2 separate regions of the Homo sapiens genome follow, and region 2 is linked to region 1. The links are chromatin contacts, found by Hi-C or POLR2A ChIA-PET in ENCODE. All regions are on one chromosome and are shown on one strand. The core of a region is the stretch at or near the end of the contact, and the rest is flanking DNA. Distances in the headings are between cores, read along the strand shown.

Region 1 (4,450 bases), core at 1,141-3,640:
CAGATTAACACAAGAAAAGATATTCAAATTTATTGACAGGCGCAGGAGTCACGCAAAATATAAGAACTCAAAGAAAGGCAAGATGGTTGACACTTTTATACCATCTTGAGGTTACAGAAAGAATAGGGGAGCTTAGAGCATGGCAAGACAAGTTATATGAGAGGAAGAAGAGGAGAAACCTGGCTAGCAAAGGTGGTCTTGTGGTGTAGATGAAAGCTTGCAGGTAGCAGCCCTCAGAGAGAATAGATGGTGAATATTTCTCTCAGATCTTTAAAGGTTCATACTCTCAGTTCATCTTTCCTAGACCTGGACAAGGGGGGCTTCAGAGAAAGCTTGTTTGCATCTTTTGTTTACTTCACTTTATTTCTCTACAGATGCAAATCTCCCCCACAAAAGACAGATTTGCAGGGCTACTTCTGTTTGGGCCCTCTGAACAGCCGTGCCAAAATGTATTGAGGAAGTGTATTTTGGGGTGAAATATTTTGGTTTCCTTTGACATCCACTGTGATGAAAATCATTTCTTCAGAGAAGTCACCCCTGCATACTTGTATCTGTTAAGATAATGTCCCTGGTCTTACTGGTCTCTGGCCCTCAGTCCATTAATTTTTCATCTTACGCACCTCCACATTACACATTTTCTACTCACAGCTAATTCCAGTGTCCTCCTTTGAGGCACATGAAGATTTGACTGCCCTTCATCTTCCCTGGAATCCTATACTCTGCAGGTACTACACCATGTTGGGATGGAGTGGGAAATGCTGCCACTCGCCTTCCTGACATGCTAACCTGAGGAGACTAAGCTCAAGGTGGTCAGATACAGACATTTTCCTCTGAGAGTCTCAATAGTGTCTGTCTCTTGCTTCTCTCCTTTAATTCTCTTCACCCATTACAGTTCAAAATTACATTATTTTGAAAAACCAGTTGAAAGTGGAAATAAAGGGTAGATAAGAGGAAATATATTGGTTCTACCCAACTGCACTTTCTATCATATTTTTAGTCTGAAGGTTTTAAAGATTGCCATTAATTTGAAATTTTTCCTCTCTGCTTCTACCTCCCTTCGAGGAGAAGAGAAGATCCTTTTAGAGCCAAAATGTAGCATGGTCATGAGACAGTAAGGAAGCCCAGGAAAAGTGCATCATCAACACCGCAGTTGATATCATCCAATCACAGTCATCTCTAATATTATGAATCTGATCGGCATGAGCAGTACAAGGGAACTTTCTGGCCTCTGTGTAAATAGTCCCATTGATATGAAACTACCAAATTCCAGAGGTTTACCTTTATATCCTTGAACAACTCTCATTTCAAAACAAAAATAAATTTAATTTAGCTGAAACTGAAAGCTATAAGAAAGGTTTTTATAAAGCCCTGCCTACCCAATGCATAGTCAACCTTTCATTGAATGTCATCCTGCTAAAGAAAATTGCAGATGTGAAAACGACTTGCAAAATTGAAATCGCTTAATACTGAGAGCCAAAAAAAGTATCAAAGAAGTTTCACTTATCTTCTCTAATTTAAATTTTGATGATATTAAACCGTGAGATCACAGACCCAGGAGTTATGGCTTCTTCATTCCAACTTACAGTATCCTGTTTCTATTATGTACCCACATAGCACCTGTAGAGTGTGAGATAATGCTGTCTTTACATGTCTCAGAGTAAAATTGATATTTAGAGGACTCAAGTGACTAATCCAGGGTCTCACAGGTATTAAGTGGCAGAAATTAAATAAAAAATGAAAATATTCTGAAACCAAACCCATGTGCCTGGATGTCTTTGCATTATTCCCCATTTTAATGGGGAATAAATATATATAATATTATAATTATAATTATAATATATAATAAAGCACTACATATATCATGAGTTAAGACCTATATTTTGAGTATCACAGCCTTCCTGAAGCTTAACAGTCCCCTCTAACAAGAATGAAAAATCTCAGTGATGAGCCTTTCTTTTTCATATTTTTCTGATGATTTCCTAAAGTGACAAATTTATAGAGAGAATTCTTAGAGCACATTTGTTTAAAGGACAGCCCTGGAATCCAGAAATGTGTCTTGAGGATACACCTGAGCTTTTATACTGTAGAATGTTCTCAAAATTCAACAGAGCCTTAAAATATGCAGAAAAACTCCCAGTATAATTTTAAGACTTGAAACTAAAATGGTGTTTTAACTCATCAAGTCTTGCTTTCTGAACCTGTCTTTTCTCAATTTTTTTATGAGACAGTAGGATTAAATAAGAATTGTCTATTGCATTATAAGAAGCCAACCAGCCCAGCTGACTCCAGCATAAGCAACTTGACAATCCTATGACTCAAGTCTAATTTGAGGTCCCAAATAAACAGAGACTTCTGGTTTTGTTTCAGATGCCAGTAATTTTTCTCCTTGTTCCTTCATCCAAGAAGCACCACGAGCCTAACCACACAATGAACAGCATTTGATACAATTAAACATGATGTAAGTTCAAGAAAGCCTTTGCTAACTCATGTGACATTCAACTCTCCACTTCCCTCCCAGGGCTCCTTCCTGTTTAGCACAGTGGAGCCAGTGCTGGCTGGTCAATAGTAGATAGCAGCTGCATTGAGTTTTCTGAATGCATCTGGAAATCACAAGATCACCCCAGGAGAGTACCCGAGTTTTCTAGGAAAGAGGCCAAAGCATTTATATGCATGCAACTTTAAATATAATGATTCAGAAAAATCTATGTATTCAGATCCTGCATGCAAAACACAATAGGTAACAGTTCTTCATGCAGGATCCTCTACAGGATCTTCATGGAGAAAATTGAGCTGTCTAAGCTGGACAGAAGTCATGCCTTTTACTTAGCTCTTCATGTCACTTTCAATTCAATAACCAAATGCTTTCTTGTGAAGGGTAGGGACAAATAAAATAAATATCACAGGCTAAAATGTATTGACCACTTAGTATTTGGGTTCTATTCAAAATAATTTATATGGAGCATACATTTAATCCTTAAAATACTCCTAGAATGTAGGTGCTACTATTATCCTCATTTTACAGATGAAGAAACAGGGCAAAGTTAAGACACTTGCCCGAGATCAGGACATAGTATAGAGCATAATTTAAATCAGTCCATCTAACTCAATTCTGGGCTTTTAAACACTGTGTTATATTCTCCGCTAAAGGAGGATCCCTTTCTGGAAGCATTGACCAAGCTCAGCTGGACAGTGTCCTCTAAGTGTTAGTATGAGCAATCCACTGCCATTGCGTTAAAAACAAAGATGTAAAGAAACCATAATAAGCCACAGATAGAACAGAATTCTTGATTATTTATATTGTGTGACTTTACAATTATGCCAGCAGAGTGCTCTAATTTGAAAATAGTATGCTAGTTTGCTCTATTACCAGAAAACAATTAAAGTATCTTATTTGAATGAGAATAGCCAGTGGTTTGTGTTGTTTCAGACTTGTGCATTTTTACAAAGCAGGAACAGTCAGGCTTCCATGTGGCCCTATAGAATTACCTAAGGGAAATCAAAGACAGCCATCCTGACTCTTCCAGCTCTATGGCCTTCTCATATGGCCACATGCAGACCAAACAGCATTGTTTTGGGAGCCAGCAAGAAGAGAGATGATATGGAAATGCAGAATCATCAGTTTAGCCTCCAGAGAGATAATTCAAGTAATTGCCTCCAAGCAATGCAAAAGATCATAGTTAAAGTTGAATAATCAAGAGCAAAATATTACTGCCACTTTATGCGGTTCTTTGCACTTTGCTTGCAAAGCATATTGCAAGCTCCTCCTCTTGACAGACACTCAGAAGCAGACACTATGAAAACTGCATTGATTAGCTTAAGAGTATTGGACTCTCTGTAAAGGATACAATGTAGAGGGAACTTTCTTTGGAGAAGTAGAATTATTCCTGTGTCTCACTAAGGTAGCCAATATACCTCATGCGTCTCCAATATATTATGCACTTTCAAAGACACATAATATGATTTGCTCATGAATCTCCCATACCAAAAATGATCTTTCTTTTGACTTTGCCTGGTACATTACAATAAATGAGGGAAAATTATAGATTTCTATACCTATACTGATCTTGAGTTTAGGGTTGCAAGCATGAACTGAGTTAAACCTTTTACTCCTCACCTCCATCAACTCTTAACTCTCTCAGTGTGTGGGGGGGTGGGGGGGGGGTGCGGGGGCTGTAAAAAGGTGGCAGTGAGATTTAGTAAATATTGATAATAACAAAAACATGGCAGTTCTTATAAATATGAAACATGGGGTTTGTTGAGGAGCATGGTAGGGAAAGGGAATGTATTATTTCCATTATCAACCTTTCCATCTGTCAGCACAGGTTTACATAAATTCTCTCACACGTTGTAATGGTGTGGTATGATTAAATTCTATCCTAGCCCATGAAGGGGAGCACAGCTATTGATACAGAGAAAACTGCTCTTAAAAGCCCCACTTTATACATGGATC
Region 2 (4,114 bases), core at 8-2,507, 62 kb after region 1:
CCAAAAGTCTGCTTTCTCCCAGAAGAGATAGGCAGTCACTGAGCCGAGATACTGATGATGTCTCTCTCTTATCGTGCAACATGGAGAGCGGGAGAAAATGAGGGAGGACAGAAGAGAGGAGAAGGAGGAGGAAAATAAGAAAAGGAATACTAATTAACTCAGCCTGTCTATCCAGCTAAGCTTGAGCTTGATTTTGCTCTCTAGTTGAATGGAACATGCAACCTGAATTTCTGAATAACAGAATTACCAAATTACTGTTTAAGTGTTTGAGAAAAAAAGGTGAAAAGTGTGTGTACTATATGTATAGACGTATAGATTGACATATAGTGAATTGGTTAATTGAATGTCTGCATCAGATAAGAAGGTGTTAGGTCAATTTCCACAATAATGCCATTAAAATCGGTTCTTTGATTAAATCCAATTAACAGATGTGGAAACTGAGGTTTGTGACAAGGTTCAATCCCTGATTTCTGTGACTCCAAAGTATGTGCTGTTATTTAATGTTTATGTATTCTCTATTATGAATTGTTTTCAAGTTTTTTAAAATATCACTAGCTAGCCTGTACGTTTCTTAGGAGGCAAAAACAATTGCCTTAAATTTTGTTATATTTTAGTGCCATTTTGCACATAGGTTATAAGCAACAGATAATTTCTGTAATCTTTAGAATATCGATTAAACTTGTTAAAATGTAGATATTTTGAAATCTCACACAGGACACCTAAATTATGTAAAATGTTATAAACTTTATGATTTACAGGGGCCCTGGAGATGGAAGTTCTGAAAAAATGTTGCCTTTATTCAGTATTAGTGCATTATCAGGGACTCCAGATCTCAGTTAAAATGAGAGAATCTGAATCTCTAGGCAATGATGAGTGTTTCTGAAATTCAGATTCACCAGAAAGAAATTGAAAGCAAAGAGAAGACAGTGTTGTCAAATTATCATATAATTCAGCTAAAAAAAAAATCATGGTACTTAAGTGGGAGCTAGAGCACATCACTGCCTTTAAGAAGATATTTAGGGGAATAAAAGAGGTCTGGGACCTCGGAGGTGAAACTGAGAGAAAGACAAAGGGACTTCAAATCAAGCATTTGAAAGAGCCAATGAGGGGCCAGATGTGGTGACTCACTCCTGTAATCCCAGCACTTTAAGACGCCAAGGCGGGATCCCATCTCAAAAAAAAAAAAAAAAAAAAAAAAAAAAAAAAAAAAAAAAAGGCTGGGCATGTTAGTCCCAGCTGTTTGGGAGGGTGAGGCAGGAGGATCACTTGAGCCCAGAAGGCTGAGTCAGCAGTGAGCCATGATTGCACCACTGTACTCTAGCCTACGTGACAGGGCGAGATCCTGTCTCAAAAACAAAACAAAACAAAAACAGAAAAGAAAGAGCCAATGAAACAAAACCCACAGAGAAGAGAAGCAGAACTGTTGTACCAAAGTAACAGTTCTCAAATCTTTATTTTCTTTCTTTTGTGATAAGACACACAGGCCAAATAAGACTGACTGCAAGTTAGCACAAGAGTGCAACGACTCTATGTTATCCTGGCTCCCTCATTCAAGGAAACACGCCAAAACTTAAGTAAAAATAATCTTAAAACAACCTTAATTATAAATAAGCAAATCTCTTACAAATGGCACTACTTTATCATTAATTAGCAACTACTAAGTTGTAGCATATAACACAGAAGTATGGTATCAAGACTGAAAACTAATTGATTATTTAATTCCTAGCATCTTTTCAAGTTCTCAAATCCCAAGATTTGCCTATGGTTGCCACCAAGAGCTATGGAATTATTGTTTGGTAGGTGATTTTCATCCTCCATATTAAAAACAAAAACAAAAACAAAACCATTCTTTTTAAGGAATTCATCCATTTGTAGATGCATCTGTTTCCAGTGGTTCCAGTGTGTTTGTTTTGATTATCACATATGAATTCAGCTTTGTCCAAATATTTATAGAAAAACATAGAAGCCATGTTCTACTTGAAAAGTGCTTTTCATTTTGTAAGACCCTTGAGTACTTTACTTGTAATACCACAATTCAAACATATTTGGATTAAGCTTCAATCCTGGAGAGGCAAGGAGTCTGGCTTATGTTCCTTGGAATGGTTATTTGCTTGATTTTGAATCCCATAATCCCTGAATCTATGAATTTTTAGGATTCTGTTTTTAATCTCAGTCACATACTCACTCTATATGTGTGAGAAAGATATAAGGCCCAAGTCACAAAATAAATGAATAGAATTTCTTAAATGAGAGCAAAAAATTAGTACTCTTGGAGCACAAATTCAAGGAGAATGGATCTTTAGCATATTGGTTGTTAAATGCTACCCCAGTGTTTAAGGAGAGAGAAAAGACACACAGAGAGATAAAGAGAGGTTGAGCTGGGAAGCAGATGACTGAGGTCTCTCCTAAACCCTCCATCCTCCACCCTCCACGCGTTAGAGGCAAACCAAGAAGTTACTTGTAGCTGTGACATTCCTGACTGACAGGACTCCAGAACAACTTGTAACAAAAGAGACTTGAATCATCTTTCATATTGGTTTGGGATATTTTTTCATTATGTATTGCTGCTTTTTAAAATGGTTATTTAGTCTTTTAAAAATATATCTTTCCCCATGCATGCCATTTGTTTGTTAAGTCCTTATTTCAGAGAATTCTTAAAGGTAGTCCAATCATTAGAGGGAATTAGCCAGGCGGTACAGAATATCATATGCCAGCCTCCACTAAACAGCTAGACAAGTCTAAATGTGCCCTCCATTTTCAGAAGCCTTCTTTAATCCAGTCTCAATGCTCTCCACTATTAATTCCAAACAATGTTTAAATATGAGTGTGAGGTTAAAGCAAGGTGCTTTCATCCTTAAAGTGGTTGTCATTGTCAGATATGAGTAAATTTGTGCCCAGGAAAACGTGAAAAGGAGAGAAGCTTATAAATTTAACCAGCGGCCGGGAATGGTGACTCATGCCTATAATCCCAGTACTTCAAGAGGCCGTGGCAGGAGAAACACTTAAGACCAGGAATTTGAGACAAGCCTGGGCAAGATGGCGAGAGACCCCAGTAACTACTAATATATACCGTAGTATATATATAATATATAGTAGTATATGTATATATACATATATACATATATATGTATTATAGAGTATATGTATTATATTGTATACATACATGTGCATATATAATATATATAGTAGTATATATACATATATATAATATATATATACACATATGCTGGGCATGGTGCTGTGCACCTGTGGTTCTCAGTTACTCAGGAGTCTGAGGCAAGAGGATCCCTTCACTCCAGGAGTTCAAGGCTTCAATGAGCTGTGCTTACACAACTGTACTCCACCCTGAGTGACAGAGTGACACCTTATCTCTTAAAAAAAAAAAACTATAAGAAAATAAAATCAACAAGTACATCCTGTGTACCTACTTGCATACTACACAGTATGAAAGACATAAAAAGTGAATAAAACATAGTCCTTGAACTTGTGAATAATCTCATAATAATCTAATGGGCTACAGATTACCAAACTAAGTGTAATACATAGAAGAATGTTCTTCATGCTAAATAAAGTCCTGGAGAAGTTTGTTGGAGGGAAAATTTCTATTACGTGGCAAGAATCTATAAGTTTCCAAGTTCTGCAGATTATTCTAATGCCTAGCCTGGCTCTGCAGCATGATGCTAGGTACTATGATTCCAAAACCCAGTGCCTTCCCCTGTAGCCTGACAGTCCAGTGGACTAAGAAAATAGGCATGCCAGCAATTGAACACATTTACTGTTAAAGGCAATTTGATGTAAGTTAAAGTCAAGTCGGGGTAGGTTTTTATTTGTTTTGTTTTGTTCTCATATAATTCTATAGATTTCCTAGGAGTCGTGAAGGAGGAAGTAGTGAACACAGTAATATAGATACCTGCTTTTTTCACTGTGTACTTTTCCCAAGTGGGAAAGAAAGGGCAAGCTAGGGAATTGGGGCTAAATTCCTCCTTAGCGATATGATGCCCAGTTTCCAGGAATGGATAGGCAGGGCTGGGAATCTGCTTCCTTGTTAAGAATCATTTAGTGTTGCAAATATTAAAATTGTGCTATGCAGCCCTCCTTCTTTTGAGTATCTGAC

The links. A loop is a pair of places that touch in the nucleus more often than their neighbours do. ChIA-PET counts read pairs that join two places held with the same protein, here RNA polymerase II (POLR2A). Pooled maps may share reads with other maps.
Region 2: a map of B cell shows a loop between it and region 1 (2.1-fold over the local background). The contact joins two enhancer-like sites. A Hi-C loop is called at or near these places in 5 of 168 maps with a recorded cell type or tissue (B cell, CD14-positive monocyte, astrocyte of the cerebellum and 2 more), 1 of 37 single-sample maps with no recorded cell type and 5 of 50 pooled maps. POLR2A ChIA-PET finds 5 or more read pairs at or near these places in 3 of 52 experiments (HEK293, OCI-LY7 and PC-3).

Annotation. Positions count from the first base shown.
Region 1 is chr4:85,678,966-85,683,415 of GRCh38, forward strand. All of the region lies in intron 2 of ARHGAP24 (Rho GTPase activating protein 24), which reads left to right. Among named protein-coding and RNA genes, the nearest start is that of MIR4451, 41 kb to the right of the region's middle. Within about 2 kb of position 2,391, at least 7 of the 41 ENCODE cell types and tissues checked have a DNase peak (open chromatin) inside an H3K27ac peak, as active enhancers do; they include B cell and CD14-positive monocyte, where a contact is called at or near this core.
Region 2 is chr4:85,742,219-85,746,332 of GRCh38, forward strand. All of the region lies in intron 3 of ARHGAP24 (Rho GTPase activating protein 24), which reads left to right. Among named protein-coding and RNA genes, the nearest start is that of MIR4451, 22 kb to the left of the region's middle. RefSeq lists a silencer at 1-112. Within about 2 kb of position 1,258, at least 12 of the 41 ENCODE cell types and tissues checked have a DNase peak (open chromatin) inside an H3K27ac peak, as active enhancers do; they include B cell and CD14-positive monocyte, where a contact is called at or near this core.